2 separate regions of the Homo sapiens genome follow, and region 1 is linked to region 2. The links are chromatin loops, found by intact Hi-C in ENCODE. Cell type or tissue: CD4-positive, alpha-beta T cell. All regions are shown on one strand. Links, peaks and the distances in the headings refer to the core of each region. The heading gives the core; the rest is flanking DNA. Region 1 holds the start of BATF (basic leucine zipper ATF-like transcription factor). Region 2 overlaps ERG28 (ergosterol biosynthesis 28 homolog).

The links. Peaks named below come from ENCODE experiments on the same cell type or tissue, not always from the same donor. Only the 100,000 strongest peaks of a DNase experiment are listed, where the experiment ranks them.
Region 1: it touches region 2 in a loop (2.9-fold over the local background); 12 of 110 quality-filtered maps call a loop at or near these places.

What each region holds. Positions count from the first base shown.
Region 1 is chr14:75,517,092-75,527,163 of GRCh38, reverse strand. It overlaps BATF (basic leucine zipper ATF-like transcription factor), which reads right to left and starts at 4,695. Exons shown (of 3, transcript NM_006399.5): 1 at 4,419-4,695; 2 at 1,976-2,080. The coding sequence starts at 4,481. It overlaps LOC105370572 (a long non-coding RNA gene), which reads right to left. Exons shown (of 3, transcript XR_944037.3): 3 at 7,390-9,773. RefSeq lists enhancers at 4,398-4,727, 9,822-9,891. In CD4-positive, alpha-beta T cell, for the core only: no CTCF peak of the experiment used is centred there; DNase peaks (open chromatin) are centred at 3,213, 4,723, 5,273 and 5,573; H3K4me3 peaks cover 2,880 bases; H3K27ac peaks cover 3,947 bases.
Region 2 is chr14:75,651,506-75,659,550 of GRCh38, reverse strand. It overlaps ERG28 (ergosterol biosynthesis 28 homolog), which reads left to right. Exons shown (of 5, transcript NM_007176.4): 2 at 2,018-2,181; 3 at 4,575-4,665; 4 at 7,662-7,780; 5 at 7,917-8,045. The coding sequence starts at 2,049. The coding sequence ends at 7,996. Among named protein-coding and RNA genes, the nearest start is that of ERG28, 5.3 kb to the left of the region's middle. In CD4-positive, alpha-beta T cell, for the core only: CTCF peaks have their summits at 5,025 and 5,225 (motif pointing right); a DNase peak (open chromatin) is centred at 5,240.

The DNA of each region.
Region 1 (10,072 bases), core at 2,502-7,501, 130 kb after region 2:
GTGTTGGGCTCTTTAAATGTACGATCTGTATAGGGTAGTTATTGTCATTTTCCATTTTCTAGATAAGGAAACCAAGCCCAAGGGAGGCCAAGAACGTCTCTGTCACACAGATAGTAGGCAGCAGGGCTGGGATTCAATCCCTGTTCTGACTGCTGAGCTGCCGAACTATACTTACATTCCACTTAAGAAAACAGGTACACACTTAAAAAGCTTACAGCAGTTTGCCAGTCTGAGGACATTGTCTACTTGTACACAAGGAAGATTTTATCCTTTTAAATTTTGATTGGTCTGTTTGCTTGCCCTAAAGAATAGTGAATCAGAATCAGACTCTGATAGAGAAAGAGGTAAGGATCATAGATGTTCAAGCTTAAGGTGGTAAACCAGAATGTGGGGACACAGTGAAATCATGGAGAACATACAAGCAGCAGGGCCACCAAAAACTTGACATTCAGACTGTTGAGCACAGTTAGTACAGACTTTCTGTTCATTCATTCTTTCCAAAAAGTTAACAAATAGCTGTGAATTTAATGTTAGTGTGCAATGGAGTGTAAGCTGAATACATTTCAAATAAAACCCAAGCACCCAATCAGAGCTGTTGGTGCAGTCTGCTCTGTTTCCTTGTAAAGCTGAAAGATGCATTATTTCCCCTAAAACTACATCTTACTTACTTATTCTTGATACGGTTAACACAGCCATTCTAACTGGCTGATTATCATGCTAATCTTCCAGATAAATACAAGCTTATTGATTTTTGGTGCCAATTGCACTTTTTCCATGGAAAGGAATTGCTAGGCTATTAGAGGTAAGGGAATGTTTCTGGAGCAAGGGCAGGAAGGTAGAGTTGCTAGGGAAGGGGATGAGGGGATGGAGAGAAAGGAACTAGTGAAGAGTTGGTTGAACAAGAACCATACTGGGGGCAGAGTGAAGAGAGGTAAGGTGGTAAGGTATGAGCAATGGGGAGGAAGCAGTACTTTATAAGGGGCACAGCCAGAACCTAGAAACACCATCTAGGGCCTTGGCCACTGGCGGAACTGCAGTTCAGCACTGCTCAAGGCCCCTGGACCACTCAAGACAGAGGTAAAAGCTTTCTCTAGAAAAATTTGGGACTAGAGGCAACTCAACTAGGATGGTGATCATCCCAGATAAGGGCACTTGAAATTGCATCTTTCATAGACCCCTTGGGATACCATTAAAGACAGAAATTTCAAAATAAGACTTTAATAATGCTCTGAAAAGAGGAATCTGGTACAGCGCCCTGTGAATTTCCTTGTGTCAAATGCAGGGGCATTTGGGTCTCTGCCAAGGGATGCGACTATGTGTGGTCCTTGCACTGCGAGACAATGGGCCGTCCCCAAAGCACTTGATACCTTCTAAATTCTTTCCCAATACAGCTCTGCCTTCTCCCACCCCTTGAGCCCTCCTGGGGTAGAAAGGCCCATTTCTCTGTTCAGCCTCCTGGCCCATTCCCTGCTACAGAGCCTTCTATTTTTTTTTTTTTTTTTTTGAGATGAAGTTTCACTCCTATCACCCAGGTTTGAATGCAATGGCGCGATCTCGGCTCACTGCAACCTCTGCCTGTTCAAGTGATTCTCCTGCCTCAGCCTCCCAAGTAGCTGGGACTACAGGCATGCACCACCATGCCTGGCTAATTTTTTGTATTTTTAGTAGAGACGAGGTTTCACCATGTTGGCCAGGCTGGTCTCGAACTCCTGACCTCAGGTGACCCACCCGCCTTGGCCTCCCAAAATGCTGGGATTACAGGTGTGAGCCACCACGCCCGGACTACAGAGCCTTCTTAAAGCACTCTCACGACAGCTTCCCTTCCCTACCTCACCCCACGGCCCTCACCCTCCACTAACCCACCCCACATACACATCCCCACACAAGCAGAATCAAAGCTATGGTCCAAGGGTTCCCAGATGGCGGAGGGCAAAGCCTAAAGCTCACGAGGATGAAGATTGATCTGAACACTTACCAGGTGCAGGGTGTCGGCCTTCTGTGTCTGCCTCTGTCGGCTCTTCTGGGCGGCAATACGATTTTTCTCCCTCCTCTGAACTCTTCTCACATCATCAGATGAGTCCTGGGAAGCAGAGACGGGGAGGATTACATGGGTCTGCATCTCCCTTCTGAGTGAAAGCAGGCTCTGGTGGTGTGTGGTATCCGTCCAGCCATCCTTCCATGCCTTCGTCTCTGCATGAACCCTCCATCCCTCTATTTACCAAAAGCCTGCACCCGAAGGAGAGCTCTTCTCCATGCCTGCTTACACATTCCCAGGTCTCTGACTTTTTTGACCAATAGCTACAGGAAAAAGAAAAGAGAACTTGAGGACTCAATAGAGCTGTATTTGGCCAAAAAAAAAAAAAATGGTTAAGGCGATGAAGTGTGTTTTATCACCTCTCCTCTGTAGGGCTGCTCCACCCTCGCCCTCTCACTTTTTGGCCTTTAGGCTCTTCTTGCTGTTCTTTTAGCTGTTTTCTTTTTTTCAGACTTTGTTGAGTGCCTACTATATGCCAACCTCTGGGCAAGTGTTCTTTCAGAAGTGCTCTTGTTTAATTCCCCAATGCTGTGAAGTTGATATCATCATTTCCATTTTATATGTGAGGAAACTGAGGCTCTAAGAGTGTGCCCAAGGACTCCTGGTCATCTGAGAGTGCTACATCTTCTGGTGCTGAGCCCAATGGCTTTCCAAGACCCTTCCCCGCTAGCTACTCTGCACCCCATGTGGTCTTCTGCTGCATTCCTGAGCTGAGGGTGCATCCCAGATCTGCCTCCTCTTTCCTTCCGTTGTGCTCAGCCACTGTGACATTCCCCATGGCCCCAGCACAATGCCTGGCACATCAATGCCAAAAAGAACGTTAATGGTGGAGGTGACCTGGCTGTGGTGGGCAGTAGATGGGTGCTTGGTAGGATAAGGGGATCTTTGGGTGTTCTCTAATTACACCCAGAGAGAGGCATGTCCTGTGCCTGGGCAGAGAGGTTAGCTCCAGTTCTCTCCCAGATGCTGCAGTGTAGGTGTAGGAGTCCTGGCAACTCATGCCCTGTTCCCTTCCACGTCTCCCACAGGCTAGAGGGGCACAGATCCAAGGGCAAAGCTCTGGGATCACTAAGTACTGGGCTCACCAACATGTCCAATACTTTCAGGCCTTTGTGGTAGGAGGTCATTGGCATAGATAGGAAGGAAGTGCTCTTCCTCTAAGGGGGATGGGGCACCAGGTTACCATGGAAGCCATGAGTAATTTCCTTCCTAAGAAAAGTACAAACTTCCAGGCAGTCAGAGCCACTCTGACACCATCTTGAGCAGCAGACTGGATTCTGTGCCTTCTAGAGGTCTCCACCCAGACTCATCCCAGCCTGCTGCTCCGTTATTAGAGGCTTAGGATATACGCCCTGTTCAATATTTATATACTTTTATTTTGGCTGCAGCATTTTGAAAACCCTTGTGGATATCTGTGCTAAGGAAAGAATGAAGTTTTTAAACTATGAAGGTTGAGAAAATTTTAACCCACGGATACATGTCGGATGAGAAAGAGGAGGGCTTCCTACAGCAAGGGATGTCAAGAGTGTGGTGCAGAACAAAACCCTAGAAGCTGTGAGATGGGCAGGGCACTCCTTTTTTGGTAATCCTCAAGCTAAAACCTTTGGACTTGGAAGTCACAATCTAGACTCCAAATGCTCCCACAATCCCTATCTCAGTCTCTCTGGTTTCCCCAGAGCTAAGATGAACTACCAGCAAATGTCTTCCAACAAATTTCCAGAGCCACCTCCTCATTCATTTCCTTGCTCCTATCCAGAAGCCACAAGCAAAGAGATATTGGCTGGACCTCTAGCATCTCCCCTTGCTGGCTGTGCTAGCAACAGAGGCAGTGCCCCAGTAGAGAGATCCTTCTATGCTAGCCTGGGTTTCTCCTCCTCCTCCTCCTTCTTCCTCTTCTTCTTCTTCTTTTTTTTTTTTTTTAACTTTTCCCTAACCCCTTTTCTCCCCTTCCCTATTGGCTGTCTCCTGGGAAACTGCATATCTAGGATTTGAGCTGTGCATGCCAGCGGCCCACTTGAAAACTCCTCTCACTTTTCTACAGCCTTGGAGAACAGTAGACTCTTTTCTCTGCATTCTTTGATGTTCATCCTCCTCTTTGCTTCCTAGAAAGCTTTTTAGGGTGGCAACCCCAGTGAGGCAGAGGTGATAGGCAGCCTTGGAAAATGGAGAGAAAAAGGGGCTTTGGCAGAATGGGTGGAAGGATGAGGATCTCTGCCAATATGCACAGCTTAGTAGCAAATTCCATGTCCTAAGTCTAACAGAGTGCCCGTGCAACGAGCCACTTCCTCCATCCTCAGCTCCCTGGGCAGGACAAGGAAGCCTGGCTCTCTTTCCATCCCCCAGGAGAATCAGAAGGTAGGAGAGAGAAAAAGGAGGACTCTACCTGTTTGCCAGGGGGAGGAGAGCGGCTGAAGCTGGAGTCACTGCTGTCGGAGCTGTGAGGCATGGCTGAAATCTTCCGGGCTCTCACACTCAGCCCCAGGCACCTCTGGGCTCTCTTGTCACCAGCTGGGCTCCCTTCCTGACTTCTCCTGGGCCACCAGCCCACCACCCCCTACAGGTGCCTCCTCTGCCTGCCCTGTAGCCACCTCTGACCCCTGCGTCCTCCTCACTCTGGGGTGCAGAGGGACTGCTCCCCAAAGGGACATGTCGCTCGCTTTGGGGCTTGCACGCTCTCTCTCTCTCTTGTGGTTTCTGGTAACTCACGCTGGAAGTCACATGGGCGGAAACTTCAGCGAGTTAGAAGTTAGAGAGAAAAATACATATCTGGGAAAAGACCTACAGAATTATGTGAAAGAAAAAAAAATACAGATACCTTCCGACAGTTTGAAAGACACAGCAGCCCTCTTCAATTGATGAAGATAAAAGAGAAAAACAGCCCAGGCAGGGAAAAACCCCAGCCAGAATTAGCAAGTCCGTCTTCTGTCAACATGGGCAGAGAGGAGAGGACAACCAGGAAAATGTTTCCATTGTCATACGACTTGATTTTTAAACCAAAATAAAGCAAAAACACTGGGATTTCTTTCTGGTTTTCAGCCGAAAGCAGCTGCTCACCCATCTTGTCTTTCCTCACCCCTTAAGTCCAGCCAGCCTCGGGGTGGTCTGGAGATAAGACGATCCAAGGGTATTCTCCTTTCCTGACCATCAAACACAAGGGCTGTGGGAGATCAGAAAGCCACAAGGGAGGTTCTAGAATTGCTGCTCTGAAAGCCTATTAAGCGCCTGTGCTGCTTGGCAGGGAGCTCACACTCTTTAGAGAAAAGATGCCTTCCATATTGAGCAGCTCAAGACAGGCCCTGAATCTTTATGATTCAAGGTCACCTGGTCAGAACCCAGAATGCAGAAACAGTTAAAAAAAAAAAAGAAAGAAAGAAAGAAAGAAAAAGTGAAACAAATACTACACTTGGAGTCAGACCAACCAAGATTTAAATTCTGGTTCTACCACTTTGTATGTCTGTGGCCCTGGGTAGCTCACTTGAGCTATGTGACCTTCATTATCTTCATCTGTAAACAGAGGATGATAAAACCTGCCCTGCCTACCTCTTAGGAATGTGGCACAAAGCAAATGACAACGCGGATTAGAATGCCCCGCAGACTCTGAAGTAAATGACCGAGAGGGTAAGTGTAGGGTATTCCCAGCCTTGCCATGAGCGCATTTGTAGGGTTCTCAGTGATCAATTCAACCCTCACCTGGGCATCGTGGCTTTTTCAAAAGGCCTTACCTTATTCCCAGTATGGCTCGAAGCCAAACATTTGCCTTATTAAATTTTAGGATTGACAGGAAGTTACGGCTCCTAGAGGATTTTTGTATCCATGAGCTGAATTTCTAGACTAAGACAATATTGCCCTAAGGTTAAATTAAGTAAGACAAAATTCCTTTCCTATGGAGGAAAATAAAGCAGGGTTGGAGGTTAGGGAATTCTGGGTGGTCAGAAGGGCCTTGCCCAAAGAGGGGATACCTGAGCAGAGATTCGAAGAAAGAGAGGGAGTGAATGGTGAGTGTCTCAGGGAAGGACATTCCAGGACCTGAGGTGGAAGTGTGCTTGAGTATTGGAAAAAGAGCAGGGGGGCCAGGTAGTTGGATATCAGAGGCAGCAAAAGTGGCAGGCGATGAGGTCAGTGAGGTAATGGCCCGGTCAGGGAGGGCCTTAGAGGCCAACATCAGGATTTTAGCTTTCATTCTGAAAGACACAGTGAGCCCATGGAGGGTTTCCCCTTCCACCTTCATTCTTATCCTCTACCTCAGCTACTATTCATTTCTCCCATAGCAGTTACCCAATTTTATACTTATTTTATTCGTTTACTGATTTATCTTTTTCCTGTTTCCCTCAATAGAATGTTAAAACCATTTACACCTTTATTAATATATTCAACAAACGTTCATGGTGCATCTACCATGTGCCAGGCACTAAGTACTGAGGATACAGTTAGTAAAAAGAAGCTTGACTTTTTGTCTAAATGAGATAGTCTATCAGTGTTCGCTGCCCAAAAAACTACCAGAAACTTCGATGACTCAAGCCATTTATTTGGCTCATGAGTCTGTGGGTCATCTGAAAGGTTCTTTGGGGATAGGCTGGGCTAGGCTGATCTCGGCTAGGCTCGGTCATGTGTCCTCAGACAGCTGGTAGGTTGGCTGATAATTGACTGGTCTGGCCTGGCTTTGCCTTGGGCATTTCTCCTCCACATGGTCTCTCATCCACCAACAGGCTGGTCGGAGCATGTTTATTTGATAGTGGCAGGATTCCAAGAGTAGGAGCAGAAGCATTCGAAGCCCCATGGAACCCAGGCTCAGAGCTAGCACAGAACTCAGAACCTGCCACATTCTATTGGCCGAGGAGAGTCACAAGGCCAGTTCAGACTCAATGAGTTGAGAAACAGACTTCACTTCTCGATAGGAAAAATTTAACTAATTGTGGCAATTTCTACAATCTCCTACAGATGAGAAGCCATTGGAGGTGTCAGAGCAGAGGAGTGACATGATCTGACTTAGGTTTTTAGAGGATCTCTCTGGACACAGTTGAGATTTTACGATAGGGGAGCAAAGTGGAAGCAGGGAGATGAGTCAGGATTTCAGTATTGGATTACTGCAACCATCCAAACAAAAGATGCTGGCAGCATAGGCCAGTTAGACAGTGATGAAAGTGGTGAGAAGTGGGCCCTGTAAAAACCAAAGTCTGTGTTTCTCTTGTTTATAGTCATATGCTCAGTACCTAACAGATGCCGAGTAAATGGTTTTCAAACGAATGAATGCATAAGTGAATTCACTTTGCTCTTCATTTATGGCACTTATGACCTGCATTATCCTAGTGTATTGAAAGCCCTTTCAGGACAATAATAGTCATATTTATGTTTCATTCGGTTTAAATTAACATTTATTTATCACCTATTACAGAGCAGAATTCTTAAATATGAATAAGACAGAGACTCTGCTCTCACAGAAAAAAGAAAACATAGTCAAATAACCAAACAGGTTATTATAAATGTTACAAGCGTTCTAAGTATTACAGCGTATGGATGAAGTTCTTAGCTCTTTGAACATCCTATCATTCAACAAGTAAACACTTGTTGAATGAATGATTGCTTGATTCTGTCATTCCCAATCAATGTACTGATTTAATATTTAACAGAGACTAATGAGAGAAATGCAAAATTAGTTTTTACATAAAAAGACGGGTCTTATTTAATAGTATTAATTATACATTATTTTTAAATATTTAAGATTAAAAAATAATAAACACTTATGTAGCCACCATTAAGCTGAAGAAATAAATTATGAATAGAGCCGAAGCTTCCTTCATCCCTTTCTAATTCCGCTTCCTCCCCACCCCAGGTAACCCATTATCCAGATGTGGGGTTTATCATTCTTATGCATTTTTCTATACTTGAACCAAACCTGTATGTATGCCTAAGCAATATATAATATTGTCCTGCAGGATTTTAAACTTTTTACCTTGCTAATATTTTTTATTTGATTTTCAGCATTGTATCTGAATGGTAATGGCAAGGTTTGGGATATACACATCCCACTGATGTTATCCTGGAGAACTCCAGGAAGCTACCAAGTAACAGTTATAATAAAACTGGCATGCGCTCAGTGAACATCAGCCTAAAGCCTAAAGATAGTATTAAGGTAGTGGTTGCTGGATACTACAAACCCTTATGCTGACAGCTGGCTGATATAGGGCCTGGTACAAACTAGAAAACAGCGCCACCTCTAGGTAGGCAACCTCATACCAAAGCGTATGGCCTGGCAAGCCCTCACTTGACCTCTCAGGTTGGAGCCCTTGAACAGTGAACAACCTGCACAACTATACCTAGCATCCTTGCCATATGCTACTTACTGTGTACCGGGAATAGTATATGAATTGGCTCCATTTAATTCTCATGACAGTCACAGGAGGTAAGCACCGTTTCCCCACCTCACCCCATTTTATGTATGTGGAATATTGAGGCACAAGGAGATTAGGTAACATTCCCAAGATCATACAGCTAGAAAAGTCACTGGAGCTAGGACTCAAACTCAGGCAATTTGGTTCAATGCTTATAAGCACCATGCTCTACCACATCTCATTTTAATCTTCCCCAGGATTCCACAGAGCAGGTATCATAATTAGATTCTAAAATTTATATGCAATTAAGGCACAGAGAGTTCGATCATTTGCCCAAGGTCACACAGTTAGCAAGTGACAGAGTTGGGAGCAGTCTAACGTATTCAAACAGTAGACAACTGCCAAGATGCTACTCAGCTCCAGGCTGTCATTAGAAGAATGCCAAGAAATAACCATACCTCCAAACCTCCTGCCCTTAGATTACTTTATTAGGCTTGGAACCCTTGTAATTGCTGTAATAATTACTAGGAACTTGGATATAGCTGTTTTACTTGGTATAAACTTTCTGGAAACACGTTCAGGAAAAAATTCAAAAGACCACTCCAGTTTGAAATAATGAAGGGTGGGGGAATGTGGGGCGGGGAGGGTCACATGCATTAAAATGCCTTAATTGCCCTAAATTTTTAAAAGAAATATAGTTGGAATACTTTGGGATAAAAGACTCCTCAAAACACTCTGTGCATTTATGGCATTTTAAGAATAAAGGTAGGCTGGGTGCAGTGGCTCATGCCTGTAATCCCAGCACTTTGGGAGGCCAAGGCAGGCAGATCACTTGAGGTCAGGAGTTTGAGACCAGCCTGGCCAACATGGTGAAACCCTGTCTCTACTAAATATACAAAATAATTAGCTGGACATGGTGGCGCACTCCTGTAGTCCCAGCTACCCGGGAAGCTGAGGCATGAGAATTGCTTGAACCAGGGAGGCGCAGATTGCAATGAGCGGAGATTGCCCCACTGCACTCCAGCCTGGGTGACACAGCAAGACTCTGTCTCCAAGAAAAAAAAAAAAAAAGAGTAAATGTAGAGCCTCCTGTTTCAGCTATCTATTGCTACACAATGAGTTACCCTAAACAACTTTAAACAATAAGCATCTATTATCTCACACAGTTTTTGAGAGGCAGGAATCTAGGAACACCTTGGCTGAGTGGTTCTGGCTCAGGATCTCTCATGAGGCTGCAGCCAAGTTATCAGCTGAGGCTCTGGTCATCTGAAGACTTGATTGGGACTGGAAGATTCATTTACAAGATGGCTCCCTCATATGGATGTTGGCAAGACATCTCAGTTCCTCCTCACATGAGTCTCCCCACGGGGCTGCCTGAGTGTCCTCCCCATGACATGGCAACTGGCTCCCTGGAGAGTGAACAACAAGAGAGAGAAATAAAGAAAGAGAGAGAGACAGAGAGAGAGAGAGAGAGAGAGAGAGAGAGAGAGAGGAGTTGCAGTGTCTTTTATGACCTAGTCCTCCATCTTTGTTCTACTCTTGGGGCCGGGTGGCATGGCTCATGCCTGTAATTCTAGCACTGTGGGAGGCCGAGGCAGGAGGATTGCTTGAGTCCAGGAGTTTGAGACCAGCCTGGGCAACATGGTGAGACCTTGTCTCTACAAAAAATTAGCTGGGCAGAGCTGAGGTGGAAGAATCACTTAAGCCC
Region 2 (8,045 bases), core at 3,046-8,045:
AGCTCACACCTGTAATCCCAGCATTTGGGAGGCGAGGCCAAGGTGAGTGGATCAGTTGAGCCCAAGTGGAGAGGTTGAGGTAGGAGGATCACTTAAGCCTTTGATTTCAAGGCTGCAATGAGCCATGACTATGCCACTGCATTCCAGCCTGTGTGACAGAGCAAGACCCTGTCTCAAAAAAATAAATAAATAAATAATAAATTAAAAAACAAAAAGTATGTAATCTAATTGTATTTTCCATACAACTTGAAGACAAAAGTGGATATGGTATGCTTTTCTTTCTCAAAAAATGGGAACTTCATTAAAATAGTCTCAAACAATGAGGTAGCACTGCAGCAGTCCAGCAGACCATGATTCTTATCTCAGCTCTGCCAACTTTGCTGTGTGACCTTAAGAAACTTGTTTAACCTCTCTGTTCCAACCCTCATCTGTAAGATGGAAATATTAATAGTGCCTGCTTACCTCATTGTAAAGATTAAATGGTAATATATGTTAGGTGCTTGGCACAGTTCACGGTGTAAGTGCTCAATGACTGAAACCTATTATTTTCTTGCAACCCAACACCAAGATTGCTGTTTCCTTCGCTATATAATTTTCTTACTAGTCCTAAACTCACACGTTAACTTAAACACACACAATTTATAAATTTGGAAAAAAGGAAAAGAGGCTTTATCTCTTGCAAAGGGTTACAGCCACCCAACAGGGAAGAGTGCCTCCCACCAAGACCAGAGACAGTTACTTTGAAGGAGAAGGGTTTGGGGTAGAGCTTCATGCTGAACAGGTTTGCTAAACATACACATTCGACAGGTTACAGGAGGAGCTGTGAATATTCCTGAAGGTTGTCCTGACACATGCATATTGAACAAACATATGTAACCACATATGAACCCTGTTCACTTTGGAGTGGAGACCTAACATTTAAGTCTATCACACCTAGGCTCTATACGTCAAAAAGTCTTTTCAGGACACCAAGACACTCAAGTGTGTGATCCTGCTAAACTGGCCAGGAGCAGTCCACGGTTGGTGGTCTTATCTGGAGAAAATTACTGAAATCAGTCTCTTGTCCAATCAAAGCTGTAGTTACAACTGGTGGAACAGGGGTCAGGTAGTCAGCCTCTGTGAGCTGGATGAGCTGCAATTGTTTTAATATTGCTTATCTCAAGGCCAGTGTTCATCTAGCTGCTGGAGAAAAAAAAAACCTTGTGGCAGAATATAACTTTTATTCTTTAAATGTAGGAGTGTGTAACTTAACCCTTGCCTGGCATGGCCTTAGGTCTTGTTTATAATTTGGTATCTTATTGCACAAAGAATCTGTTGTGTCATTCTTATGATCTCTATTTTAACTTTAATGCTGGTAAGTTGCTGTCTCTAAACCTGAAAACACAACGAATATAACAGGGCATGTCAGACCTCCCATCTTGTCATGGCCAGGAGCTCAGTTTTAGGATTTTTCTGGGGTCCCCTAGGCCAAGAGGGGCTCTGTTCAGTCCGTGATGGGCTTAGGATTTTATTTGGAGTTGACACACAGCAGTTTATTTTTAACTTTTAGATTGTTCTTCTAGTTTATGGAGCATGGTATACCTGAGAACCAGAGTCCAGAAAACCTAGGGATGTAAATAGTGACCTCACACCATAAGTCCTACTCAAATTTATAAAGTTCCATACACTTGGAAGAATCCGTCATCAATAGCCAGGCAGGTGTCTGTGAGTATAGTTATAATCGCCTTTGAGCTATTTGCATTACGAAGGAATGGCATGAAAACATGAAGGTATAGAAGTAAAGATAGAGGACTGATTCCAACCCAGAAAAAGGAGTTCTGATTTAGGGTAATATTTTGGAGAAATTGCTTAGACAAGGATAAGTACTGTGCCACTTATTGCAAAGTATACTGTTCATTCACCACTATTAGTGTGACTGAATTTCTTTTTTTGGCCTGCTTCATTCTTCCTCCCTTCCTGCTTATGGTTAACATAGACTGGCCCTCATTGTCTCATGTCCTCTGCCTTTGTTTCCAAGGCAAAAAGCCCTCCCACGTTTGAGGGGAGTCATGAGCCGTTTCCTGAATGTGTTAAGAAGTTGGCTGGTTATGGTGTCCATCATAGCCATGGGGAACACGCTGCAGAGCTTCCGAGACCACACTTTTCTCTATGAAAAGCTCTACACTGGCAAGCCAAACCTTGGTAAGAAATCAAAGAATTTCTGCATCCTTTATAGGACTTATAGGACTGGCCCTATGCTGTGGTTCCCAAACCAGGCTGTACATCAGAGTAACCTAGGAAACGTCAACAAACACAGGTACCCATTTCCCTCACCAAACCTATTTATTGAACCTGGGTGGAGCTCAGGAATCCAGTTGCTAAAACACTTCCCAGATGATTCTGATGCTGCCTTAGCTAGCCTTTGGCAGCTACTGGAGTAATAGACTTTGTGGTGAGCACTTGACCCTTTTTCCCCCAAGCTTCTCTGAATACTTTTCATTGATTTTACACTGCCCTGGGCAATTCATGTATTTAAAAAAAAAAAAAAAAAAGCATTATAAGGGCAAGTGAGGAAATAGACTTACTTGGTGACTCTGTGATGCCTGACAAGAAAGCCATAAAGAAGCTTTACATATATCTCAAAGCCCTCTTCAGAATCAGGTTTACATGATTCTGGGGCTTACATGACTCATATTCCATGTTACAGATGGAGAGTTATTAATTCAAGGTCTTCCGTGACATAGTCCCTGAGAAGGTATTTAAAATCCCTTCAAGTTGGTCTCCCAAAATGAAACTTAAGAAGGCCCATGGCAGCCTTTCCTGGCTTCCTGAGCCTCTCTACTGAGAGTGTCCATTTCAGCTTCCACTTCATCACGCTGATGTGTGGGGTAGTTTAAGCTGCAGCACTGTTTCACAGCAGATGACAATTCTGTGTCACATTTATAGCTAACCCAGATTCAGGCTCTGACCTAGCTCGTTTTTCTGCAGTGTCTGAGTATAAAATGAAATTAAGTAGGCTAAGGCTCATTTTAAGAAAGCTCAAATATAATAAGAGTAAAGAACCTGGGAAAGTGAGCAGAATAATTCCATCTTTTCACCTTCAAATGCTGCCCTCAGGTGGTCATGGAACCCTATATAGATTCACACATTTTTAGAGGTCATCTGGTCTAGCCCTTTGAGTTTAAAGTTGAGGCAAAGAGGTCCAGAGGTCATGTGACTTAAAGGCATATAGCTGAGCAGAACTTTATGTGTGTGTGTGTGTGTGTGTGTGTGTGTGTGTGTGTGTGTGTGTTCAGCCAGCACGGAAGCTGAGGCTGCCATCTCCCTTGTGATCTAGGGGCCTTCATGGTACTCTTCTGAAAGTAGCAGTGCTCTAAAGTGTCCCACAGAATTTCACCTCATACCTAATCTGGTTAGGGCTGGTTGAGTACTCTTAACTAGAGAAACGTCCTTAGTCTTCTCATTATCAAATTGGTTTATAAAGAATATAGCTATCCAGGGCTAATGCTAGATATTTGGTTGGCATATGGAATTTTTTCTCACTACCATCTAATGGTCTTCAGTATTGTGAATTTGGGAGAGCTGTCTGATTTTCCAAAGGCTGGAAAAATCCTTAAAGCCCAAGTAAACATTAGTAGACTTTTCAGTTGTCAATTTTGTCCCTTAAAATTTATCTTACTCAGCAGGTAGTAGACCAGCAAAGGAAGTATCTTTGCTTTCACTGTTTTGGCATCCCCGAGCCACTGGATGCCTTAGCTCAATGGTTTTGCATTTAAATTACCCAAACAGGGAGTTTCTAGAAAATACTTATGCCTGGGGCCCTCCTCCAGAGAATACGATATAGTTGGTCTGGTACCCAGGCCTTGTAATTTTATAAAACTACCTCAGTTGATTGTAATAAATGCCCAAAGTCAAGAACCACTGTTATGGTGGAATATGACCTATACTTTCAGGACAAGATATTTAATACAGCAATGTCAGAACAAAGCTACCAACAGCAGGATGCCCCCAGCAAACACCAAAGAAACAGTGCTTTGTCCCACTGCCATGCACACAGGAAACCAACCTGGTATTGGTTCATCCAACAGCATAGATCTGGATGCAGGAAGAGACCCAGGCACTCACATATCTTAAAGACCATATATGGGCATCTAAATTGGTCCCCAGTATCTCTGAGTTCTCTCCTGGATCAGCCTTGAAAGTCTGCTGGCCTCCTGGGCATCTTGCATTTCCAGATCAGTCTCTACAACGTTCCCCAAAACCTGTCCTGATCCAGACCCTCTAGGCTTCCAGGACAAAAGGGGTAAATTACTATATCTAGGAGTTATTTGCCTAACTGGGCTCTTTGTGGGTTTCCACTCTTGGAACTTCCCTTCCAACTGTAGACATTTGAAGAGAATCTGAGAAGTTCTCATTCTGGAATTCCTTCTATTCCTTCTAGTTCCCATGTTGCCACTAGGACCTCCATCCTGCCCAGCCACAGAGAGGTCAGGTCCAGCTCCCTATCTCCCATGAACCACCAGTGAAATAGGAGGAGTTTGGAAGGAACCTCAAGTCTCCCCTTCTGAACACTCTTGCTTTTTTCTGCTACACAGTGAATGGCCTCCAAGCTCGGACCTTTGGGATCTGGACGCTGCTCTCATCAGTGATTCGCTGCCTCTGTGCCATTGACATTCACAACAAGACGTATGTAAGGGAAGGAAGAGCTTTAGCATCCTTTTGTTGGAAATCAGATGCGAGGCATACCTGTTACCTTGAGTAATGGGAACTGTTAATCATTTTAATGCATTAGCTTAGAATGTGAATAATAAAAAACTCACAGGTTACATTCCCTCCAAGCCTAGAAAACATAGTAGACCTAACAGGTCTTCATTAAAGTCTGAAAATTCTTTGGAACTGACATAGCAAACTGGCAGGCCATTATCCAGTGGCCTGCATCATGCCCCTCCACTTCTTTATGAAAGAATCAGCCCTTCTTCTACTAAAGAAGTAGAGTGGTATGCTCTTTTTAGAGTAGCCACCCACACATACCTTTCTCACATTCCTCCTTAAGAAGCAGGAATGAACAGAAATCACAATCCATGAAAAAAGAGGAACCCACAAGTAAACTGTTGTATGTGTATGCAGCATCAGCAGGTGAGGGTGAAAGAGAAGCTAGGGCTCCTGAATCTACCTGTCTTGGGTACTCAAACAGACCAGGGTGGAACAATTGCAGGCAATCAGAAGCCATAACCAGTGCTGGCCACTAGAGGGGGCTCGAGCTTTCTTCCCAGCGGGAGTCATCATCACACTCTAGGTGGAAACAGTTTGTTCAGGTCACCGAGGGAGGCTATCTGAATGCCAACTTCACATTAAAATGTTTTTCTGTCTTATCCAGGCTCTTGGCATCTGGGGAAAACAGGAGGCGATAATATTTATTGAGCCCCTCTTATTATGCTGAGCTTTTATCTACGTGATCTTGATTAAGTCTTTTCTTAGCAGCCCTGGAGGTCATGATTTTCATTCCTGATTTTGCACATCTAAATATTAGAGATACAGTTAGTTTAAAGAAAGACTGACTCAAGTGAGATTTGAAGCAGGGCTATTAGCCGTTTGATCTCTTCAACCTTATTTTTTTTTTTAATTTTTTTTCAAACTTGAACCTGCAGTTTACTTGTCCTAGAATGACACATACTTTTGGAAGCAGTGTGTTTAGTTCTGGGCCCAGTTCTGTTGGTAACTAGCTTTGCAGTAGCAAGTCCATTATTCACCTTCCTTGCACCTTGGCCTCTTCATCCATAAAATGAGAATAGATATCTGTTCTACCTCTCAGGGTGACTAAGAGGAAGGGAGGATTGAACAATCATTTTAAAGACCTGTACCACAATGAAGAATTGCTGATGAGTATGAGGGATATATCTTTTGATTGTTGTGCTTTTGAAGTGAGCGAAGACAACCCAGACTTATCTCTTTTTTTTTTTTTTTCTGAGACAGTCTTGCTCTGTCACCCAAGCTGGAGTACAGTGGCACAATCTCAGCTCCCTGCAACCTCCACCTCCGCCTCCTGGGTTTAAGCCATTCTCCTGCCTCAGCCTCCCCAGTAGCTGGGATTACAGGCGCGCACCACCATGCCCCTCTAATTTTTGTATTTTTAGTAGAGACAGGTTCTCACCATGTTGGCCAGGCTGGTCTCGAACTCCTGACCTCGTGATCCACCCACCTTGGCCTCCAAGGTGCTGGGATTACAGGCTTCAGCCACTGTGCCCGGCCTGACCCAGACTTATCTTTACCTCAGTTACCATTTACTTTCACCTCTCCCCACACAGGACAGCTGCAAACGCTGACTCCTGTTTCTAGACCTTTCTAGCCTAGGACTTTGATCGATGCACTTCTGATGTGCATTCTGATCCTATTCCCTCCCTAACTAGAGACTGAAAGTCAACACACATACATATTGTTTCCACAATGGGCCAGGCGCGGGTGGCTTCTGCCTGTAATCCCAGCACTTTGGGAGGCCAAGGTGGGCAGATCACTTGAGATCAGGAGTTTGAGACCAGCTTGGCCAACATGGCGAAACCCCATCTCTACTAAAAATACAAAAATTAGCTGGGCGTGGTGGTGTGCACCTGTAGTCCCAGCTACTCCAGGAGGCTGAGGCAGGAGAATCACTTGACCCAAGAGGCGGAGGTTGCAGTGAGCCAAGATTGTGCCACTGCACTCCAGCCTGAGAGACAGAGCAAGAGTCTGTCTCAAAAAAAAAAAAAAAAAAAAAAAAGGTGTAAAAATATGCACAGGAGAGATACAAATCAAATGTAAGATACCAGTTACTTGTGGGGATGAGGGAGAACAGACTTAGAGCAGGATAAGTATACACAGGATGATTTAACTCTTCTCTGTAAGTTTTTATTAGAAGAGTCTGAAACAAAATGTCAAGATGTTAAGATCTGAGGGAGCTGGGTGTTGGTTGCATTGGTGTTCATTATAGTGTTCAGTAATTTTTTTGTATGTTTGAAGTATTTCATAATTTTAAAAAATTTTATACTAAAAAGATATCAGCAAACAAAGTGGTCAGTCACCTAGTAGCCTGTCTCTTCTCTACCTTATAGTCAAAGCTGAAAGATAAGTTCTTTTCCCATGAGGTTGTCACCATGTCCTCAATGTGACTACTTTTCTAGGCTAAGGCACAAAGTAACCAACGTATATTGCAAGAGCATCTAAAAGCCCCAGAGGTGTCCTTGCTCCTTACTCCCCATGAGGCCGTTCGTTCTGTGGCATCCATCTTATAAACACCGACAAGTGCATGGCCAGATGCCTGCCAGGTGGGATTAGACTGCAGAGTCAACCAATTTGGATAAATAGAATATGTAAGCGTGCTGGATCCAAAGTTGTCTACACTGCCTGCGATTGTCATCATTCAGGCTCTGCTTTGCTATAGCTGAGTTCACCACTTTGCTGAGACCTGGACGTTCATTCTGGATGCCTGAACCATTCTCCTCTCAGTTTAGCAGTTGAAACCTTCAGTTTTGCCCTAGATGAGAATATCGTTGTGATCAAATAACCAGCTCTTCCTCAGGAACAAGTGTCCTTTCTTTTAAGTCTTAATGACATCCTGGGTTCTTATTTGTCTGTATGAAGTCTGATACTTTTCCTCTGTTCTGAACAAACAGTAACTTTGGTTCCCATTTCTGTCTGCTTCCTTATAGGCTCTATCACATCACACTCTGGACCTTCCTCCTTGCCCTGGGGCATTTCCTCTCTGAGTTGTTTGTCTATGGAACTGCAGCTCCCACGATTGGCGTCCTGGCACCCCTGATGGTGGCAAGTAAGCATCCAACCACCCTAGACCTCCTACAGGAGCTGTGCCAGCTCTAGAGCTAGTACAGAGGGTGGACACAGGAGAGAGAGAGAAGAAAGGTACCGTATGTATGTTAGTCACTAGTCTTTCCTCTGTATTTAAGGTTTCTCCATCCTGGGTATGCTGGTCGGGCTCCGGTATCTAGAAGTAGAACCAGTATCCAGACAGAAGAAGAGAAACTGAGGCCAGCATTATCACCTCCAGGACTTTCTCGTTTTCCACCTTGGCCATC